2 separate regions of the Homo sapiens genome follow, and region 1 is linked to region 2. A link is an interaction called in ENCODE POLR2A ChIA-PET data of the cell type or tissue named here. Cell type or tissue: Panc1. All regions are shown on one strand. Links, peaks and the distances in the headings refer to the core of each region. The heading gives the core; the rest is flanking DNA.

Region 1 (5,000 bases), core at 1-5,000, 190 kb after region 2:
GCACTGTGCCTCAGTTTCCCAATCTCTCCCTTGAGGGTGTTGAACTATCGGAATGGACAGCATCTCAAACTTTTGCTCCAACATAGCCCTCCCAGCTGGGGAGAATGAACCCGGAGTCCTGAGAGTAACCAAAGATTTGGCCACAAGCATGTTTCTTCTAAGCTTTCTATGTTATCTTTAAATTAGCCTGTATTCCACATTTCCACTCTCTGATATAACTGCTTTAATGTTAAAGCAATGTTCTGTTCTCAGATCCCTGTTTACCCTGAGGTTTCATGCTCCCAGCCTCAGCCTCTCCAGCCCCGCCACGGTGAATCCCATGCAGGGGGCCAGCGCCACCTAGGGGCCAGCCGAGGAGCTGCCCCTCCACTAAGTCACCTCCCTTCTTCTTGGTGGTCAGGCGGGGACAGGACAGGTCTGGAATCTGCCCTCCTGCGCACATTAGGTGGGGTGGGTGGGGGCACTGAGGGGCTCCTAGGGGCCAGGAGCTGTGCTGGCTCTGGGGATGCAGCAGTAAGTGCAACACAACCCCCACCCTGAGGACTTCAAGGTCTTTGAGGGGTTGAATAGTGTCACAAAACAGAAAATAGCCAGAAGGAACCCCAGGAGCACTGACAAGTGTCCACTCCAGGCTCTGGGGTGGGGCGGGTGTGCAGGTGGACACAACTTCCTGGAGGAGGAACACCCACAGGGAGGCTCCGTGGACCAATAGCTCCTACCCAGGAGAAGACAAGAGGGAGTCTCAGGTGGAGGCACCCATATGAATCGAGCCCTGGAGGCTGAGACAGCACGGAGGTTCAGAGAGCCTCAGGTGGCAGGACGGGGATGAATGTGGGAATGGGCAGAGGGAAGGGGCAGGGGCCAGCTCCTAGGGGCCTCCAAAGGCATGTGATGTGTGTTTTTATTTACATGCACAGCCAGGCGTGGTGGCTCACACCTGAAATCCCAGCACTTTGCAAGGCCGAGGCGGGTGCATCACCTGAGCTCAGGAGTTGGAGGCCAGACTGGGCAACATGGCAAAAACCCATCTCTACCAAAAATGCAAAAAAAAAAAAAAATCGCCAGGGTGGTGGTGTGTGCCTGTGGTCCCAGCTACTTGGGAGACTGAGGTGGGAGGATAGCTAGAGCCTGGAAGTAGAGGTGGAGGTTGCAGTAAGCCGAGATTGTGCCACTGCACTCCAGCCTGGGTGAGAATGAGACTCCATCTTAAAAAAAAAAAAAAAGCACGCATACACAGATTGCGGGTGGCTGGCTGGGGAAACAGCATCCCAAATGAAAGAGCTTGGAACTTCACCCTGTAGGTCAGTGGATCTCAGCTGCGGTGGGAGCATCTTTCAGTATCTCTTCCCACCTCCCATGTGCGAACCAGGCTAAGGAGGTGGGTGGAATGCCCTACACAGATTTTAAGCAGGGGAGCGATGTGATCAGATCACTATTTTGGTGGAGTACGCTGGTTACTGTGTAGAGGACAGAAGGAAGAAAGGAGGCTGTGGCAAAGCCCCATAAGGGGGGAGATGATGAAGTTGGTGGTGGTGGCCTGAGATGAGGGGAACGATGTCAGAAAACATGGGTGGTAGGCGAGCAGTGTTTGCTCGTGGACTGGATATGGAATGAGGGATGGGGAAGTTAAGTATGACCCCTAAGGTGCCCTGAGCCCCCATGATGGGAATATTTGAGATGAAGCCGGCTCGCCAGGAGGACGGGAGTGCTGTGGGAGGTTTAGCTAATGTGTTCAGTTTTGGAAGGCTGAGCTACAGGAAGGGCCAGCAGACAGCTGGACATAGGAGCCTGACACTAGGGCAATGCCAGGGCCCGAGGCACAGGTCTTTACTGGCTGGAGCCTGTTCCCTTTTCAGGCAGTTCTGATTCTAGCAAGGCCTTCCTGCCCCAAACCAGCCTCCCCCTGGGACTGCCAGAGCTGTGCTCCTTTTTCAGCTGATGGCCTTCCGATGTGTGCAGACAGTGCTTCTGCCTCCCAGTGTGGCACTTTCTCTTGTTGATTACAAAGAAGCAGGGATCAACAACTGAGAAAACAAGTCAATTGAATGCTTTCTGCTCTTAGCCCGAGAGAAACAGCTCCTTCTGGGCCTGTCAAGCACCTTTAGAAGCCAAGCTCGGAGAGATCTGACCCCTTCCCTTCACCTCCCTAAATCTCCTCAAAGGAGGCCAGAGAATGGTGGCATCTGCTTCTCTCTGACTGGGGTGGGGCGGGGGAGCGGGGACAAAGACAGCTTCTCTCTTTGCAGATGCAGAAAACAAAGCAATGTACTGTATTAGAGCCCTTTCAAATAAATTCATCCACACTCCATCTTCACAATAGCCATGTTCAATCTCATTCAGCATGCGAATGTATAACACACCTACTGTGTGCCCGGCAGTGCCCTGGCCAGTGAGGGGAGGCAACAGACAGGGCTGTCACCTCACCAGCCCTTGGAAAGTCTAGTTGGAACACAAGACCTGCCCACTCAGAACCGACATGCAGGGCAAAGGAGTGGGGGTAGCATGGGATTTGGATTCAGTGATGGAACTCAAGGCCAGCTCTTCAACTTTGCTGGCTGAGTGGCTGCTAGCATGAGGACAGTGCCAGGATGGTAGGATGGTTGTAAAATGTGAACCTCTGGGCACACAGTGCTCAGCAGATGGTGACAGAAGACAGTGCTGACCTCTGGGTCAGGCATTGTTCCATTAACTTATTTAATTCTCAGTTTGCATGGCACAGAGTAGTTCAGAGACTTAGCCAAGGTCACGTAGCTAGTAAGTGGTAGAGTCAGGATACGAACACAAGCAGTTATTTGGGTTATAAGTATCTGCCATTAAGTGGGTTTGGCATGAACCATGATGTCTGTGGAAGTTCAGACAAGAAAGCACGGGGACAAGAGTGGCTGGGAAGACCTCACAGAGGAGCAGGACCTGAGCTAGATTTGGAAGGTGGGGAGGGAATTGCAAAAGGGAGAGCACACAGTAGAACGCGGTGGCTCAGGCCTATAATCCCAGCACTTTGGGAGGCCAAGGCAGGAGGATCGCTTGAGCCCAGGAGCTCAAGACCAGCCTGGGAAACATAGCGAGATCCTGTCTCTACAAGAAATTTAAAAAATTAGTTGGGCATGGTGGTGCGTGCTTGTGGTCCCAGCTACTCGGGAGGCTGAGGTGGGAGGATCGCTTGAGCCTGGGAGATTGGGGCTGCAGTGAACCAGGGCAACAGAGTGAGGCCCTGTCTCAAAAAAAAAAAAAAAAGAGGGAGAACACACACATGCACACGCATACACACACACGCACGCGCACACACACATACATGCACACACACACACACACGCATGCGCACACACGCAAATACATGCTCACACACACACACACACATGCAGACATTGTCCCTTGAGGGCAAATGCTACTGTTACACCTCCAGAGAGACCAGGTGCCTTGTCCGAGGCTCTCCAGCTCTGGGGCTAGAACAAGGAAGGTATCCTGACCTCATTCTCTTGAAGTTTTCATTCTGAAACAGGTAAGATACTCAGCAGGCCCTGAAACTGTTCTGATTGAAAGCACAAGGCCACCTCGAACTCAGGACCTCAGGTCTCAAGCCCAGAACCTTCGTATACTGGCTCCCATCGTGCTCCTATCTCTCTTGCTTGTGAGAACTGCTCTTTATGGGGACACTATAACTCGGTGATTTGGAATCAGCCAAGTCTGGGTTGTTTGTGTCTTGATTTTGCCACTTACTGAATGGTGGAACTTTGGGCAAGTTCTCGCACTTCTCCAAGACTTGGTCTCCTTAACGGTAGAATGGGACAATAACCCCTTTCTCACAGGAAAACACACCAAGCCCCCAGCCCAGTGCATGGCTCACTACAGTCCTCAGTGACTGGGCCACTTAGTAGTGCAAACCCTGGATTTCGGGTGCCCACCTCACCTCATAGATGTTGAATTGGCTCTGCCCACGGGCCAGCTCCCGGTAACTGGTGGTGAACTCCCCAATGAAGTCATGGCTGCAAGGGAAGACGGCTGCTGAGACCAAGGCCAGGCTGTGCCCTGCCTCTGCCCAGCCCCAGCCTTGCACACATCCGTTTCTTTGGCTCCCAATTCTACCTGGGACTCCACTCCAGGGGCACACGCCAGCAGACAGGCTGGGTCCGTGGGAAGAGAGCCCAGTGTTGCCCACAGAGGAAGAAACCCAATTGTCACCCAGTAAAGAGCAGGGCCCTGGAAGAACAGCACCCACTTCTACTTGGATCCTTGTTTGAACAAGGGTATTTGGGGGACAACTGGGGAAATTTGAATATGAAATGAATAGTGAATGGTATTTAAAAATATTGTGGCCGGGCGCGGTGGCTCATGCCTATAATCCCAGCACTTTGGGAGGCCAAGGCGGGCAGATCACCTGAGGTCAGGAGTTCGAGACCAGCCTGGCCAATAAGGTGAAACCCCGTCTCTATTAAAAATACAAAAATTAGCCAGGCGTGGTGGTGGACACCTATAATCCTAGCTACTCCAGAGGCTGAGGCAGGAGAATCGCTTGAACCCAGGAGGTGGAGGTTGCTGTGAGCTGAGATTGTGTCACTGCACTCCAGCCTGGGCAACAGAGCGAGACTCTATCTCAAAAAAAAAAAAAAAAAAAGAATATTGTTCAATGTGTCAAGTATGATAATGGCATTTGTGGGTAAGTGGGAAAGTGCCCTTATTTTTTAGACATTTTCAATGAAGCATTTAGAGGTAAAATGCCATGAAGTCTATAATTTAAGCTACATTAGCAAAACATAGATGAAGCAAATATAACAAATGTTAAATTCAGGTGATGGGATTAAAGGTGTTCATTAAACCCTTCTCTAATGAGATTATTTTTAAAACACAATGAGAGCGATGTCCAGCTGGGTGGCTGCAAGTGTTTTCTGCAGTGCCCACACCTTCTGGAGTGCTTACATCAAGCACGGCCAAGACTTGTACATGGCAGAACTCCCACTGACCCCAGGGTTGGCTCCTTTAACTTCCCCAGTCACTGCCAGAGG
Region 2 (8,414 bases), core at 3,293-8,292:
AGCCTCCGAAAGTGCTGGGATTACAGGCGTGAGCCACCGCACCCGGCCTGTAAACTGTATTTTTGATTGTGAGTCACCATCAAAAAGTTTGAACACCTCTGAATGAATACAGTTAAAGCAATTAGAAGTGTGCGGGACACCTTGTAAGAACTCACTAAATGTTAGTTATTACTAGCCTGCTAGACACGGGGGAGCAGCCATAGGTATGCTTAATGTAGTCAAAATACTGTATTTGTGTTATCTGTTAGCTCATGTAATTCTAATATGCTTTTAAAAATAATGGAGTTTTTTTGTTTTGTTTTATTTTGTTTTTTTGAGACAGAGTCTCACTCTGTCACCCAGGCTGGGGTGCAGTGGCGCAATCTCGGCTCACTGCAACCTCTGCCTCCTGGATTCAAGTGATTGCCCTGCCTCAACCTCCCGAGTAGCTGCGATTACAAGCATGCGCCACCACGTGTGGCTAATTTTTGTGTTTTTAGTAGAGATGGGGTTTCACCATGTTGGTCAGGCTGGTCTCAAACTCCTCAGCTCAGGTGATCCACCCCACCTCGGACTCCCAAAGTGCTGGGATTACAGGCGTGAGCCACTGTGCCTGGCCAAAATAATGTTTTATTATTATAAAATCATGCATGTTCAGGATAAAAAGTTAGAAAAAACCAAGCAGGCAAAAATAAGAAAATATCATTGTCACATTACCAAAGATTCCACTGCTAACAGCTTAGCATATGTCACTCTGGACCTCTTTTCTTTCTTTTGAGATGCAATCTCACTCTGTCACCAGGCTGGAGTGCAGTGGCATGATCTCAGCTGATTGCAACCTCTGCCTCCCGAGGTTCAAGTGATTCTCCTACCTCAGCCTCCCGAGTTTCTAGGATTACAGGTGCCTGCCACCACACCCGGCTAATTTTTGTATTTTTTGGTAGAGACGGGGTTTCACCAATATTGGCCAGGCTGGTCTCGAACTCCTAACTTCAAGTGATCCACCTACCTCAGCCTCCCAAAGTGTGGGGATTACAGATATGAGCCACCACTCCTGGCCTGGACCTTTTTCAGTGCACATTTTTTTAACCCAAATAAAATCATAAGCTTTGTACTATTTTGTAACCTTTCTTTTTTGGTCAACAAACTCTCTCTTTTCACTCTTGTAAACTTTCACTTTGTGTAATATCTATACCATATTCAAATTTCCCCCAAAATGTCCTTTATTAGTAGTAGTAGTAGTATTTTGTTTGTTTTTTGTTTTGTTTTGTTTTGTTTTGTTTTGTTGTTTGAGACGGAGTCTCGCTCTGTCGCTCAGGCTGGTTGGAGTGCAGTAGCGCAATGTTGGCTCACTGCAAGCTCTGCCTCCCAGGTTCACGCCATTCTCCTGCCTCAGCCTCCTGAGTAGCTGGGACTACAGGCGCCCGCCACCACACCAGGCTATTTTTTTTTCTTTTTTAGTAGAGACGGCATCTCACCACGTTAGCCAGGATGATCTCGATCTCCTGATCTTGTGATCAGCCCGCCTTGGCCTCCCAAAGTTGGGGGGATTACAGGCGTGAGCCACCGTGCCCGGCCCCAAAATGTCCTTTAGATCAAATCTGTTGAAATCAGTTTTTGTTGTTGTTGTTGAGACGGAGTCTCTCTGTTGCCCAGGCTGGAGTGCAGTGGCACAATCTTGGCTCACTGCAACCATCGCCGCCCGGGTTCAAGCAAGTCTCCTGCCTCAGCCTCCCGAGTAGCTGGGGCTACAGGCTTGCGCCACCATGCCCAGCTAATTTTGGTATCTTTAGTAGAGACAAGGTTTCACCATGTCGGCCAGGCTGGTCTGGAACTCCTGACCTCAGGTGATCCGTTCACCTCAGCCTCCTAAAGTGCCAGAATTACAGGCATGAGCTACTGCGCCCGACCTGAAACCAGTATTGATGCAGGACTACTCGTTGATCTGATTGTCATGGCCTTTAGTCTCTTCCAATCCTTTTGTCATGATATTGACTTTCCAAAAGACCAGGCCAGCTGCCCTGCAAAATAATGTTTCACCTTCTGGATTTGTCTGTCTGCTTACTTGTGACAAATATTTATTTTATACCCTATGTTTACTGAAAATTAAACGTTATGGGCCATGCGTGATGGCTCACGCCTGTAATCCCAGCACTTTGGGAGGCCGAGGTGGGCAGATCACAAGGTCAGGAGTTCAAGACCAGCCTGGCCAAGATGGTGAAACCCCGTCTCTACTAAAAATACAAAAAAAATTAGCCGGGCATGGTGGCAGGTGCCTGTAATCCCAGCTACTCAGGAGGCTAAGGCAGAGAATTTCTTGAACCTGAGAGATGGAGGTTGCAGTGAGCCGAGATGGTGCCACTGCACTCCAGCCTGGGCGAGAGAGCGAGACTCCGTCTCAAAAAAAAAAAAAAAAAGAAAATTAAAGGTTATATCTAAAGGTAAAAGAGATTCAATTTAAACATTATGGCTAGACTGTAGTCTCAGTGGTGTTGTCTATTCATATATATCATCAGAAGATACCTAATGTCTAGACTCGCAGGGGTGTCCAAACTTTTGGCTTCCCTGGGCCACACTGGAATTAGAAGAATTGTCTTGGGCCACACAAAAAATACCCTAATGATAGCTGATGAGCTAAAATAAAAATCACACACAAAAATATCTCATAATGTTTTAAGAAAGTTTTCAAGTTTGGGTCGCATTCAAAGCCATTCTGGGCAGGTTGCATAAACTTGGTCTAGAGCCATTACTGATGCTACAATTGAACTGCACTTAGGGGAACAATAGTGTGTTTCCCACTATACAGTTGCATCCACTTCACCCTCAATTTGAAAGTAGAAGTGAAACAATGTGGTATTAACTGGCACTGTTTGTATGTCTAGTTCTCTATTAACCATTCATTTATTTTATTTTGTTTTATTTTATTTTTTTTGACAGACCAGTTCTCGCTTTATTGCCCAGGCTTGACTTGAACTCCCAGGCTCAAGTGATCCTCCTGAGTAACTAGAACCACAGGCATGTATCATTGCCCAGCTTCATTTAATTTTTAGCAGCTTTATTGTAGTATAATTGACACACACCAGCCTGGGTAACATAGTGAGACCCCCATCTCTCTCTTTTTTTTTTTTTTGAGATGGAGTTTTGCTCTTGTTGCCCAGGCTGGAGTGCAATGGCGCAATCTCGGCTCACCACAACCTCTGCCTCCCAGGTTCAAGTGATTCTCCTGCCTCAGCCTCCCGAGTAGCTGGGATTACAGGCACCCGCCACCACGCCCGGCTAATTTTGTATTTTAAGTACAGACAGGGTTTCTCCATGTTGGTCAGGCTAGTCTCGAACTCGCGACCTCAGGTGATCCACCCGCCTCAGCCTCCCAAAGTGCTGGGATTACAGGTGTGAGCCACTGCGCCCGGCCGAGACCCCCATCTCTAAATTAGCCAGGTGTGATGGTGCATGGCTGTAGTCCCAGCTACTCAGGAGGCTGAGGGAGGATCGCCTGAGCCCAGGAGTTTGAGGCTGCAATAAGCTGTGATCGTGCCACTGCACTCCAGCCTGGGTGACAGCAAGACCCTGTCTTAAAAATAATACTATAATAATAATAATAACTGACATATAAAGAATGGCACATTTTAAAAGGGTACTGTATTCATAATTTTATATTGCTGATGTAACAAATTATCACAAACAGTGGTTTAAAACAGTACAAATTTATTATCTTACAGTTCTATAGGATTAGAAGTTCAACACGGATCTTATTGGGTTCAAATCAAGGTGTCAGCAGGGCTGCATTTCTATGCTGAGGCTCTGAGGCAGAATGTATTTCTTGCTTTTTCTTGCTCTTAGAGGTTGCCCACATTCCTTGGCTCATGGCCCCTTCCTCCATCTTAAAAGTCAGCAATGTTGCATCTCTCTGACTCTTCCTTTTTTTTTTTTTTTGAGACAGGGTCTCACTGTTGCCCTGGCTGGAATGCAGTAGCACAATCACAGCTCACTGCAGCCTTGACCTCCTGGGCTCAAGCAATCCTCCCACCTCAACTTCCTGAGTAGCTGGGACTACAGGTGTGTGCCATCATGCCTGGCTAATTTTTGTATTTTTTGTAGAAATGGGGCTTCACCATGTTGCCCAGACTGGTCTCAAACTTCTGAGCTCAAGTGATCCACTAGCCTCAGCCTCCCAAAGTGATGGGGTTATAGGCATGAGTCACCACAAATGGCTTTCAACTCTGTTTTTGAAGCCTTTCAACTAATTGAATCAGACCCACTCAGACAATTGGATAATCTTTCTTACTGAAAGTCGACTGATTATGGAATTTACAGCTACAAAAGACTGTCACAGCAACACCTAGATTAATTTGGCTGAATAACTGGCACTATAGCCTAGCTAAATTGACACTTCAAAAGGACGATCACAGGTACAATTTGATAAGTTTTGACATACAGGCATGCACTGCGTGACAACATTTCAGTCAAAGACAGGCCACATATAAGATGGTGGTCTGGACGGGTGTGATGGCCCACGCCTGTGATCCCAGCACTTTGGGAGGCCGAGGCGGATGATTTACCTGAGGTCAGGAATTCAAGACCAGCCTGGCCAACATGGTGAAACTCCATCTCCACTAAAAATACAAAAAAATTAGACGGGCATGGTGGCACATACCTGTAATCCCAGCTACTCCAGAGGTTGAGGCAGGAGAATCACTTGAATCCAGGAGGCGGAGGTTGGAGTGAGCCGAGATTGCACCACTGCACTGTAGCCTAGGTGACACAGTGAGACTCTGTCTCAAAAAAAAAAAAAAAAACCACACACACACACAAACACACAAAAGATGGTTGGGCGTGGTGGCTCATGCCTGTAATCCCAGCCCTTTGGGAGGCCGAGGCCGGTGGGTCACCTGAGGTCAGGAGTTCAAGACCAGCCTGGCCAATATGGCGAAACCCCGTCTCTACTAAAAATGCAAAAATTAGCCGGGCATGATAGCAGGCACCTATAATCCCAGCTACTTCAGAGGCTGAGGCAGGAGAATCATTTGAACCTGGGAGGGGGAGGTTGCAGTGAGCTGAGATCATGCCACTTCACTTAAGCCTGAGCAAAAGAGCAAAGGTCCATCTCAAAAAAAAAAAAAAAAGATGGTGGTTTCTCCCATGAGGTTATAAAGGAGTTGAAAAATTCCTATCACCTAGTGATGTCATGGTCATTGCAATGTTGTAGCACAATGCCTTACTCATGTGTTTGTGTGATGCTGGTGTAAACAAACCTACTTATAAAAGTAGCATGCCTGGCGCTATGGCTCATTCCTGTAATTCCAGCACTTTGAGAGACCGAGGCAGGAGAATGGCTTGAGTCTAGGAGTTTGAGACCAGCCTGGGCAACACAGGGAGACCCCATCTCTACAAAAACAAAACAAAAAAAAATTAGCTTGGCCTGTTGGTACATGCTGTAGTCCCAGCTACTCAGGAAGCTGAGGTGGGAGGATCCCTTGACCCCAAGGGTTCGAGGCTGCAGTGAGCTATGATTGCGCCACTGCTTTCCAGCCTGGGCAACAGAGTAAGACCCTGTCTCTTAAAAAAAGAAAAAAAAAAGGTATAAAAAGTAAAAAAAAAAAAAAAAAAAGTTATAGTAAGGTAAGGTTAACTTATTACTGAAGAAAGAAAAATAAATAAATAAATCTAGTGTAGCCTAAGTGTACAGTGTTTATAAAGTCTGCAGTAGTGTCCTAGGTCTTCACACTCACTCATTGACTCACCCAGAGCAACTTCCAGTCCTGCAAGCCCCGTTCCTGACACATGCCCTACAGAAGTGTGCAATTTTAAAATCTTTTTTACTGTGTTTTTGTGTACCTCTCCTGTGTTAAAATATGTCTAGATACACAAATACCATTGTGTTAAAATTTCCTGTAGTATTCAGTAAGTAACATGCTGCATAGGTTTGTAGCCTAGGAGGAATAGGCTATACCATATAGTCTAGGTATGTGATAGGCTATACCATCTAGGTTTGTGTAAGTACATTCTTTTTTTTTTTTTTTTTTTTGAGACAGAGTCTTGCTCTGTCGCCCAGGCTGAGTGCAGTGGCACAATCTCAGCTCACTGCAGCCTCTGTCCCCCAGGTTCCAGCGATTCCCCTGCCTCAGCCTCCTGGGTAGCTGGAATTACAGGCACTCGCCACCATACCTGGCTAATTTTTGTATTTTTAGTAGAGACGGGGTTTCGCCATATTGGCCAGGCTGGTCTCAAACTCCTGATCTCAGATAATCTGCCCGCCTTGGCCTCCCAAAGTAGTGGAATTACAGGTGTAAGCCACCACGCCCGGCCTGTGTAAGTGCATTCTATGATGTTCCCACAATGAGGAAATCATCTGACAATGCATTTCTCAGAATGTACCTCCGTCCTTAAGCAATGCATGACTCTGTGTGTGTGTGTGTGTGTGTGTGTGTGTGTGTGTATTCCATCTCCCCCAATAGTTTTCTCTTGCCCCTTAATAATTCTTTGCTTCAGCTGAGTCTGGCCAAGATGGTGAAACCCCGTCTCTACTAAAAATACAAAAAGTAGCCAGGTGTGGTGGCAGGCGCCTGTAATCCCAGCTACTTGGGAGGTTGAGGCAGGGGAATCACTTGAACCCAGGAGGCGGAGGTTGCAGTGTGCCAAGATTGTGCCATTGCACTCCAGCCTGGGCAACAAGAGTGAAACTCTACCTCAAAAAATAAATAAATAAATAAATAATAATAACAATTCCTTGCTTCTGTTCCTCCCACTCCACATCCTCAAATAGCCACTAATCTGTTTCCTGTCACTATATATTAGTTTGCATTTCTAGAGTTTTATGTAAATGGAATCATGCACTTTTTTTGTCTGACTTCTTTCACTCAGCATATTTTAAGATTAATCAATGTTGTTGCATATAATAGTAGTTCATTCCTTTTATTGCTAAGTAGCATCCCAAATATGCCATATTATCCATTTACCTACTAAAAGATATTTGAGTTGATTCCCTTTTTTTTTTTTTTTTTTTTTGGCTATTACAAGTAAAGCTGCTATGAACATTCATGTACAAGTCTTTGTGTGGACATATGCTTTAATTTCTCTTGAGCAAATATCAAGAAGTAGAATGCCTGGGTCACAAAGTAAGTGTATGTTTAACTTTTTAAGAAATTGCCAAACTGTTTCCCAATGTGGCTGTACCATTTTACATTTATACCAGCAATGCTTGAGGGTTTCATTTCATCCATATCCTCACCAACACTTAGTATGGTCAGGCTTTCAAATTTTAATTTGACCTAATAGGTAGGTCACCTCATGATTTAAAAACCTATGGACAATCCTTGCTTGAAGGTTTGCAAAATGCTTGCAAAAAGCTTACAAAATGCTGATATTATATTTCTAACATTATTTCTATATTGATTACCTGGCATTCTTTGATAAAATAGAGCCTTATCTTATCCACTGACATGATATAGTTACCCTAAATATATTTCCCACTGTAAAGGAAGGTAAAATGTCTAATTCTTTCTTTTCTAATTACCAGTTTTCAAAATAAAGAGTTGTTTTAATCTTCACACACCTTTTTGATTCAGGTGGGTCATTCTTTTTCTCCCTCTCTCTTTTTTTTTTTTTTTTTTTGAGACAATCTTGCTCTGTTACCCAGGCTGGAATACAGTGGTGTGTGATCTTGGTTCACTGTAACCTCGACCTCCTGGGTTCAGGCAATTCTCATGCCTCAGCCACCCAAGTAGCTGGGATTACAGGCGTGCCCCACCATGTCCAGCTAATTTTTTGTATTTTTAGTAGAGATGGGGTTTTGCCATGTTGGCCAGGATGGTCTCGAACTCCCGGCCTCAAGTGATTCACCCGCCTCGGCCTCCCAAAGTGCTGGGATTACAGGCATGAGCCACTGTGTGTGGCCCTTAATTTTTATTTTTTTATTTTTATTCTTTTTTAAGACAGAGTCTCGCTCTGTCACAAAGGCTGCAGTGCAATGGCACAATCTTGGCTCACTGTAGCCTTGACCTCCTGGGCTCAAACAATCCTCTCACTGAGACCAGCACACCCAGCTAATTTTTGTCTTATTTGTAGAGACGCGATTTCACCACATTGCCCAGGTTGGTCTTAACTCCTGAGCTCAAGCAATTTACCTGCCTTGGCCTCCCAAAGTGTTGAGATTACAGGCATCAGCCCAGCTTTAGGTCATTCTTGTTTTCTCCTTTTGCATACAAAATATATGACAATGAGACTCAAAAGAGTTTAAAGAAGTTGCTCGGCCAGGCATGGTGGCTCACGCCTGTAATCCCAGCACTTTGGGAGGCCAAGACAGGCAGATCACGAGGTCAGGAGTTTGAGACCAGCCTGGCCAATATGGTGAAACCCCATCTCTAGTAAAAATACGAAAATTAGCCAGGAGTAGTGGCACGCACCTGTAATCCCAGCTACTAGGGAGACTGAGGCAG

What was found. Peaks named below come from ENCODE experiments on the same cell type or tissue, not always from the same donor. Only the 100,000 strongest peaks of a DNase experiment are listed, where the experiment ranks them.
Region 1: POLR2A ChIA-PET joins it to region 2 with 5 read pairs; 4 of 35 experiments call an interaction of 5 or more read pairs at or near these places.

What each region holds. Positions count from the first base shown.
Region 1 is chr6:36,759,010-36,764,009 of GRCh38, forward strand. CPNE5 (copine 5) reads right to left here. Exons shown (of 21, transcript NM_020939.2): 12 at 3,908-3,983. Among named protein-coding and RNA genes, the nearest start is that of RAB44, 64 kb to the left of the region's middle. RefSeq lists enhancers at 238-427, 263-1,231. In Panc1, for the core only: a CTCF peak has its summit at 337 (motif pointing left); no DNase peak of the experiment used is centred there.
Region 2 is chr6:36,567,675-36,576,088 of GRCh38, forward strand. No RefSeq gene overlaps it. Among named protein-coding and RNA genes, the nearest start is that of SRSF3, 22 kb to the right of the region's middle. RefSeq lists a silencer at 4,084-4,284. In Panc1, for the core only: no CTCF peak of the experiment used is centred there; a DNase peak (open chromatin) is centred at 5,186.